2 separate regions of the Mus musculus genome follow, and region 1 is linked to region 2. Evidence: chromatin loops called from intact Hi-C (ENCODE). Cell type or tissue: left cerebral cortex. All regions are shown on one strand.

Region 1 (5,000 bases), 880 kb after region 2:
CTCTTTCTATGCTAACGATGCAAGAAAAAAAATGAGATTGTCCTTACAGCATCAATTGTTCATCAAGTACTGAAATAAATAACGTAACTACTTCCTGTGTCATTTTTATACATTTTACCAAGAGCAACCAAGGAAGTAGATTGGCATTTGTTTAAGCTGTGAGTCACTCATAATATAAAAACTCATGCAGAAAACACATGGAGGCCTATCCTGTACTTAAAAACAGGTGACATCATCAAAAATAGTTTCAGGTGCTTTGTTTTTGTAAATAATTTTAGACATCTGGAATGATATTATCTAGCATTTAAATGAATAATTTCTTTTGATACTTTCACAATAAAAAGCACATATATATATATATATGCACTGCAAGAACTTTTCACTTTTAACTTCTAGAAAAGGCATTGCTTCAGCTAATGGATGGATCACAGGGCTCCCAATGGAGGAGCTAGAGAAAGTACCCAAGGAGCTAAAGGGATCTGCAACCCTATAGGTGGAACAACATTATGAACTAACCAGTACCCCTGAGCTCTTGACTCTAGCTGCATATGTATCAAAAGATGGCCTAGTCGGCCATCACTGGAAAGAGAGGCCCATTGGACACGCAGACTTTGTGTGCCCCGGTACAGGGGAACGCCAGGGCCAAAGGGGGGGAGTGGGTGGGTAGGGGAGTGGGGGTGGGTGGGTAAGGGGGACTTTTGGTATAGCATTGGAAATGTAAATGAGCTAAATACCTAATAAAAAATGGAAAAAAAAAAAAAAAAAAAGAAACAAATCCTTAATCTGATAGATGGAGATTAAAAATCATGGGCACTGGTAAACATTCTGATACCTCTCAAAGTATACTATCTTGAATTATTTGATTTGTGATTTTTGCATAAACAGTTATATGCACATTTGAAAAAGATCCTGGAAAAGTGGTACAGTGTGGTGATTATGTTTACGGTTTGGGGAAGTAAAATGTACCAATTATAAAAAAAAATAAAAAATAAAAAATAAATATCTTTCTTTCAAAAAAAAAAAAAAAGAAAAGGCATTGCATTACAACTGCAAATTAGTTCACCAAAGACCTTATCCAAGAACACAAAGAAACACAATTATATTTCCAGAAGCACTGACTATTCCCCTAAATTGCCATCATCAGAAGAACCAGCTGCAATGATCCTCCTTAGATTTTGGCTGCAGGCAAATAAAGTGTTAGAAGTACTTTTGGGAAAGGGATGCAGGAAAATGAAATGAGGTAACTAATTATTGAATTAAGTTCGTGTAGCTTGGGGGGAACAGTCATTTGTGAAGAGCATATATCCCACTAAAAACCTGTGCTATGTAAGTTTAAAAGACATCATATTCATAAACGTGCTATGTCCTTTCCTGGTTTATTTAATGAATTTGTTGCTAACTTCACTATATTATCCATAGTTGAGTGAGACTGAGGCATCTATCTATTATGTTCCTTTCTTTTACAGTCTAAGTTTTGACAGAGATCTGAACTTTTTATATTCTTCAAAGTTTCTAGAAAAAAAAGTTTGTTCCAAGTCTCAACTGACAGTATCTAATTAAGCTTTTTTTTCTCCTTAGCTAGCCTCAGGAAAGACATTTAAAAGATACAAGAGCAACAAATACAAAAGTACCCACTAATGACTGATAGATAATCACCTGTTTTGTCTTTGAAACCTCCATTCTGGAATTCCAGAGGATAATTTTCACCCCTTAAAAAGCAACATGTGTTATGTACTATTGTTTATAGGTGCCTGCTCACTAAGGAACAATGCAATTAATTGTTGTCCATCCCTTTATTTGGGCATCTGTGATCCATCTGTACAGCACACACAGACTCCAGCACAAATAATAATTCTGTGGCTTTCTCTTTTCTCAGATTTTTCTGTATTTTGGTCCATGCTTTCTTTTACCAAAAAAAAAAAAAAGTGCCTATGTCATATTTTAATCATACTGTTTAAGCCTAATTTATTAAAATTCTTATATAGGTTAAAAGGCTGACTTTACAAAGGCACCTGTATTCTTATTTTTAAGGAAAAAAATTGGCTAATTTAATTTAGGGTCTCACTAGTTCAGTATGAAAGAAGCGAAGTTGTCATCCATGCTAGAAATATACAAACATTTTTAGATCTATTTTCACCTATTTACTCTGTGTTGATTTGTTGGTAGGTATACTTGAACATTTCTAGTTGCCCTTTTTATTTTACTTTTCTTTGAGGGAGGATATGATAATGACAGCACAGTCTGTGAGCATTACAAGGACAATGCTTGGCAAAGGTACATGGAGGAACTTTTCAAAGTGTTCCTCTTGTCAGCAGTATCCTAGACAGTTGTAAGATGTTATGAAGGATTCATTAATAAAGTCTGCATGAAGTGGAATAGGCTTGATACTTTATAGATACCACGTACCCCATTTATCTGTGTTAACTGGCTGAAATCTTTTGTGCCTGGCTAGTGCATAATTAACATGTCACTATAAAACTGCTCAGCGTTTGGAAGAATAAATTCACATTCCATTAAATAAGGATCATCACCACTTTAATGGTCTGCATGTTGCATTTTAATAGCCGTATAAGTAACCAGAAAATTAAATAGGTCTTTTATCTAATATGCATTTTCACATTTAAGAGTACTCCTTGCAAAAGATAACTGGGTTGGCTGCAACTGATCAGGGTCCATTAATGTGAGATGGCTTGTGATGCAGTACATTTTCTAATACCCGGTGTGTGGAAATGTTATGCAAATTATTTGTAAATGTGAAACCCTCAAGAGCAAAGCTGCATTAACTGTTCCTATTGCGAAGGTACGGTCAATAATTCACAGCCATCAATAGCCGAACTGAAAATAAATTGTTTCTGTGCAGTTGCAAACTGCAGTAGAAATGGAAACAGCACCATCTTCTGGATTTCAGGAGCTTAGAGCGGCTCATGAACTGCTGCTGGTCGTTGCTTTCTTTGGTCAAAGTTCCAAATGATATTCAGAGTTGCATGTGAACGCTGTTGTAAAACACTTTACAGTCTGCTTTAAAATTCTAAAACATGAAGGTGTATATAGTTTCTAACTAAACTGTGCATGAATAAGACATAAGCATTTTTATGGTTTAAAGTTTTATATATTATTCTCAGTTACATCTTCCAGTACAATAAATGTGATATTTGACCTAGATTGTTTTAGTTCTTCATTGCCATTGCAAATTTATAAAAGTCTCAAAGTGAAATAATAAATAAAACAACCATTTTGGGGAAAAAGTAAAACAAATTATATATATATATATCGTCTATAAATACACCCACTGTGCTCCACTGTAATGCAAAGTGAATGAATAAATAAATAAATTCCACAAAAACAAATGCGAGAATGAGAAATTGGCTAAGACTTTCATAGTTAAGACCATAATTTAATCATCTTTTCTCACTAATCATTAGCTCTGAGGTGACGAGCTATTCAAATGTCAGTCTCCTTTACTGTCATCATAATCTTAGTGGAAATATGGATCTCATGAATATGACTTGTCAATACAAGTAGTACATTTAAGATACTTTTATTTTTCCTGTTATGAGAAAATCAGAAAGTTTGAGGACAGTGGATGAAGAAACAAGATCGAAGGTCTATTAAGCTTGGTACCATGAGAATGCTGAAGGAGGTGGAGATTTTCTACCCTGTGTCCTTCGTAAAATTCTACCTCGCCTCTGCTTTCTCTCCATGATGTGGCCCTCTAACTTTGTATTCCTCTTCTCCCGTCCTCAGTCCTGGCAGTCCTCTCCTTTATGGGTTACTTGGTATGCTCGATAACATAAGTCTCCTCAGCTACTGAACTCAAGCAGTACATTTTAGGCCAATCTAACCTGCGGCTTCTACTCTGTGTGGGCTGAATGGTCCAGGACAATTGTTGACCAATCATCAAACTCTGGTAGGTTCACACAAGACCCTAAACTTGATTCTTAATCTTCTTGATGTTTTCTTCTAATGCTTAGTTTTAACCAGCTTGCAACTATCGACATCCCCAAACCATTCCATGATACCAAAAGTAGGTTTTGGCATTCATTTTTCCCTTCTCTTTCTTCAAGGAAATTTGTTTCAGATGAGGTTGTAAAATAGGACTTGAGATGTCTCAGGGGTTAAGAGCTCATACTGTTCAAGAGAAGGCATGTTTTCGAATCTTTGAAGCCTCATATTCATGAGGACCACTAACATCAGTTAACTCCAGATCCACAGTGATCTAACACTTCTGGCTTCCATGGATGTCTGCCCTTATATGGATGAATCCACACACAGACACACACACTCATATACATGATTAAAATAAAATAAAGTTTAAGAAAGAAAAAAAAGCATAAAAACATCAGGTGTAAATATAAGGTAGTGTTGACTGAAATTATTTGCAATCATGATAATATTCTTTTCTCTCTCTCTCTCTCTCTCTCTCTCTCTCTCTCTCTCTCTCTCTCTCTGACCTTCTTCCTCCTCCTCCTCCTCCTCCTTCTCCTTCATTTGTTGGGATAGAGGACCATCATTCACAACCCTTGGCATAGCTCTTGATTTTACCACAACTTCGATTTATTTCACACTAGTGTATTTTGTTTATTTATATCTACCCATCTCTCTCCTTGTTCACTCTTTTACTCTCGTCATCTTTACTTTTTCCAACATATGCATGCATTTCTAATGGGTATGTAGAAAATTTGTATAGCTTTCACTAAAAAGAAAATCAACAAAATTATATTTATGTCACATGTTCACCTTATCTATACTGTCAAATTTATTAGAAATGAAATAAAATAAAATTGGTGTTATTAGTCTTTAGTCTGTAAAGGTTGAATAATTGAGTGTGACACTAAGGTTCTAGTGTGAATGCTGCCTGACAACTCTATGAACATGAATGAGTAACCCAGAAGTGTGGTATGCAGATTACAATGAACATTCATACGCTGTCAACCACATAACTAATCATCATTAAATCATAATAATTTGAGCATAATAACAGTAAGTTGTGAAGTTTTTAT
Region 2 (5,000 bases):
CTAGCACTCTGAACATTTACCCTCCTTAAGGATCAATTACTGATTACTTTCTTTTATGGTTTATACAGCCTTTATGGGTGATAGAAATTCATTCTTTTGCCTAAATACTGAATTTCTGTCATTAACTAGTAGAAGTCTTACTATGAGTTTGAGAATTCCAACTAAAAATTTCAGTCTTAATCTGCCCTCCCCACACAAGATCTTTAAAACACTGGACCACCAAACAGACAGCATATACCAGCTGATATGAAGTCCCCAACACACATACAGTAGAGGACTGCCAGGTCTATGTTCATTCAGAGATGAAGCACCTAACCCTCAATGGACTCGAAGCCCCAGGAAATTTAGTGGTCAGGTGGAGTGAGGGGGGGGGGCATCCATGTGGAGATGGGGTGAGGTGGCAAGGAGGTATGGAATGTGGAACAGTCAGAGGGTGGATGGGGATGGGTGGGAAGTAGAATATAGAGTGTAAAAAAATGAATTACAAATTAAATTAAAAATAAATAAATAATAAATAAAAATATCCTCTTGGCACCACACATGCTAACTTCCCATTAATCAACATCATGGTGTTTTCTTAAGCAAGATTGCTTTTCCCTCCCACCCAGTACTTCAAAGATACCAGATTCTAATGTCATTCATTGGACTTCTCTCTGTGTGTAATTTCCCTTTACCTGCACTCATTCTACTAATCCCTCTCCAAAGTCTTTTCTCTCTGTTTCCTAAAAAGTCTTTCTCTGCTATTTTTTTTTTTATTATTTCTTGGAGGTAGGAAGTCTCATCATTCACATTTTTTACTCCCTCTAATTACCCTCAACATTTTTATCACAGGGATTTTTATAACTTGGGGATTTAGTTGCATCCCTGCCTTGGCCTAGTTTCTTTTTCCAATAACACCACCAATTTGGTAAATTACATGGGAAAGAAAGAGACAAGAGGAATAAAATAGAATACCTTCTTCTTCTTCCCTTTCCTGTCTTAAGACCTCTCCTTCTGCTTATATAGCCAGTGCTCAGTTATAGCTAAGGATTTCATACAAAGAAGTGGTAAACTTTCTAGTCTCATAATTCTTCACAATGGGTATTTTAGATGTGGGTGACTTAACGTATTCCAATACAAATACCTCTCTGTATACAGTTCTACTGAATGACAAAGTTCCAGGAAAGTGTTCAAATATTTGTAATAGGATGAGAGAGGCAATCACAGACACAAAAGTTATTTGGCCTGTTTAACTACATCACTGAGTCCCTGGCCCCTTTACACTTTTCCTGTCCACTTCCATTTCATCCATTGTTTTCTGTAAATGGGCATTGATGGGGCTTTTTCTGTGTCTACTCTATTTTTTTTTCCATTGCTAAAATGTCTCTTTCCTTTTCTTTGACAAATTCACAGCAAGCCCTGGTCATCACAGGCCTTTGAGCATTTCACAAGACTTTCCTAGGAGAGCTTGCATGACATCAGTGTTTAATAAATAATTCTAACTGCATGTGGTGCTTTCAGCAGCTGTTTTCCTTCATTTCACTCTTTGTCTCACTAATCACTTTCTCAAAAGTTGTAATTTCATCAGGTGTCCCTGATGTCATTGGCACAAAGAATTCTATTGTAGAAACACAATAAAACTATCTTTCTGGATATTATCTCTTATATTTATAGAAATAGACCTACATTTTTTTCTTAATCAGTTTTATTATGTTCTTAGTTAGCTTTTATTTCAGATCAAATATGATATATTTCGGAATCATCATAGTTTTTTTTTTTTAACAAGAAATGATTACAGTATAGCAGAATGTACTAATATTTTATTAGTATTTTCAAATGGAAAGTCATTTTTCTTTCATACTTCACATGAAAATAACAGAGCTTTAGAAAACTAAATGCTGTGAGAGATAATAAATTGTAAGAAAGACAAAAATAAGAGTTGTTTTTAAATAGCTGAGCTTTTGGAAATAACTAAATCCCCTGCTGTTTCCTGGATGTAGAGAAGATTACATAATAAACTGTATATCTGAACTTTCTCATCTGAAAAATGGGTATAATGTGAATTATGACCTTCTCGGGGATTTTTAGACTTTACAATATCAACATGCATCAGGGCTTGGACAAGTTTGACACTTAGAATCATTCAGTAAAAACGTTATTCTTATAAGACATGGGGTTTGGGTTGGACTATGAGAATAATGAGTTAGTCAAAAATTAGACATAAAGAAGGGAAAGGAAGCTACAATGGCAAGATTTCGACTCCCTTATGAATGCTCTCAGGATTATTTATAAACAAGAGATTAATCCAGTAGAGGGTGCCATTGTAGAAGATAGGAAACTAATCTGAAGATGTGGAGTATCAGGGATTTATACACAGAGGAGCTCTGGAGGCTTGCATCCCACAACATTGGATATTGGTTGGCAACACAGATTATTTAGTGTGGAACTAAAAGTAATAAAGTTAAAGTATGTTTGCTGTGCTGGTATTATAATGAAGCTTGGTGAATTCTTAAGTGTAAAAAAGGGAGAACAGAAATGAAAATAAAAGACTTGACTATTGGTGCCGTCTATGTCTTTAAGCAAGCAGCCACACTATTCACCCTGAATGATGAGTCCCTTAATTCTGAGTTGTGACTTGGTGCTAAAGGGCACATTGGTATGTTTCCTCCTTAACTGTGAAATTCTTCACTTTTATTGTTTCTCACTCGCACTTTCAAACCTTGCAAATGCTGTATTATTGCACTATTATATAACAAAATCACTGCTATCTCTCACTTTCCTGTACTGATCTATGCACAGCACCTTCTGTCAAATAAGTCAGGACCCCCGTGTCTGACAAAATCAATTCATCAAAACTGCTGGGCTTCCTACTAATCATCTTTCTCGCAATGTATTACAAAGCACATTAGCAGCCTTTAGTGTTTCAGCTTGGGTGCAGCAAAACAACTTTGTGTTTCACTGCTCTCTTTGAAAAGAAATCAATGGTTTTCAAACTAAACTACTCATGACAATCATGTTAGATTCATTAGCATCTGCCCTGGTTGTCTGTATGGAGGTTCTACTGCAAACTTGATTTGCATTTTTATCTGTAAGGAGCACAAGGTTTGAATTGCCTAAATGTTTCCTTAATTATTGCTCCCATTCTCTTCCACACCCATTCACCTCAAACCTTCCACAAGCAGAGAGCAGGACTAATTAGTATCTAATTGATATTTTTTTCAATACTGCAACAGAATCACTCTCAATACAAAGAGAGTAATTTCATTATGCACTGTAGAGCACACTTAATCAGTCATAATAGCAAATATGGGAGTATTTGTTAGGTCTTTAAAATGCTGCATTTTAAATAAGAGGCACCTGGATATCTCTACTAGATTTTTGTTATATAAATAAGAAAACTTTAAAACAACTCATTTATTCCTTGCATAAAGCTGGGGCATTATTGTACAATCACACAAGTAGGTAGTGCAGACAAGAAAATGAAAAAAAGATAAAGCTTCTTCTGCAAACACATTAATAATTGGGGAGATATTTGAAAAACAACACTGTATGAGACTGTAGATTTGTCCTGAGGATCCTACAGTCACAAGAAAGTGCAAACACTGGTATAAAGATGAGTAAGAGGGACTCCTGTAATCATTGACCCAGAAAGAATGCAGAGAAGTAGCCATTGGTTGGAGGAAAGATTGGCACATTCACTCAGACCAATCAGAAATCACCAAAAATGTAGCAGCATAAGAAAGATATTCTCAGTGGTGTTTGTTGAATGTATTTTATATTTATTAAATACATTCAAGCTATAGAATAATTTCTAACCTCACACTCAACTGAAAGTTCACTGTTTCAAGTTAAAATATTAAGGTGTTCTTTAAAAGATGTAAAAGCAACAAAATGTTTTTATAAATACTATATGTTGGGCTAACTCTGCAATAAATAAGTTTCTGAGCTCTCTAAAATTTAAAGGAACCCCTCAAACAACACACATGCATGCACACACACACACACACACACACACACACACACAGAGAGAGAGAGAGAGAGAGAGAGAGAGAGAGAGAGAGAGAGTGAGAGAGAGAGGAGAGAGAGTTTGTTTCCTTATGGGTTTTATTTGTTTCTTTCTTTGCTTGGTTTTTTTAGTTGAACTAATTTTTTTATTATATTCATCACAATATATATTTTATACCAATCATAAAAACGTTGGATATGTTATTAAATGAACATTAATTGATAAAATCTTTCTGTTTGCTTGTTTGTTTGTTTGTTTGTTTGTTTTTTAGTAGAGCTTGGAAATCTTGGCTCTCACTGTGGTACAACCCCCAAAAGAGAACAATTTTTAGACATTGGTGTTGATTGTAATAAGGCTGTAATTCAATGTCCCTCACATTACCAAAAGATTTTACCTCCATAGTAGCTAAGCTAAGAGTTGACAGTCCTGCTGTGCCAAGGAATGAATTGTAGGCACAATTATTTGGATGCATATTTCCTGTTATGGTCAAAGCTATTTCACTTAAGTGACTTAATTCTCAGCCCACAGGGAAAAGGTTACATTCATTTAAGAAATGGTGTGTGTATTAAGATGGTCTATCCATGAAGTCATTGATCAACTGTTTCAATGAATGGTTGGCTTGGAGGGTGGCAGAGACATTAGGTGAGGGTAAGATTCTGGTTAATTGACTGTGATGATTTTGAAAAGAATTTGCTTCAGAAAAAGAGTAACTTATAAGGTCCTCTTCATCAAAAGTGATATGATCACTATAAATATCAAGCAAAACATTCAGTTTTATTCTTTGTTATTGTCTTATAAGCTACCTCTCAAATTGATTGTATATGTTTCTTTATGCTGTGGAAATAACTTTGAAATATGTAAGCTATTCTGAAAACCATAGTATAGTGTAAAAACATCAAGTAAACAATCCCACTAATAGAAAGGCTGAGATAGGAGAACCATGATCTCAAGATCATTATGTGGTGCACAACAAGACACTGTCACTAACAAACAAGCAGAGAGTGTATAGGGATTG

The links. Hi-C counts contacts between places; a loop is a spot of excess contacts. Peaks named below come from ENCODE experiments on the same cell type or tissue, not always from the same donor. Only the 100,000 strongest peaks of a DNase experiment are listed, where the experiment ranks them.
Region 1: it touches region 2 in a loop (9-fold over the local background); 5 of 42 quality-filtered maps call a loop at or near these places.

Annotation. Positions count from the first base shown.
Region 1 is chr15:19,273,753-19,278,752 of GRCm38, forward strand. No RefSeq gene overlaps it. Among named protein-coding and RNA genes, the nearest start is that of Gm35496, 91 kb to the left of the region's middle. In left cerebral cortex, a CTCF peak has its summit at 2,892 (motif pointing left); a DNase peak (open chromatin) is centred at 2,817; H3K4me3 peaks cover 386 bases; H3K27ac peaks cover 223 bases.
Region 2 is chr15:18,397,603-18,402,602 of GRCm38, forward strand. No RefSeq gene overlaps it. Among named protein-coding and RNA genes, the nearest start is that of 4921515E04Rik, 30 kb to the left of the region's middle. In left cerebral cortex, a CTCF peak has its summit at 2,299 (motif pointing right); a DNase peak (open chromatin) is centred at 2,354.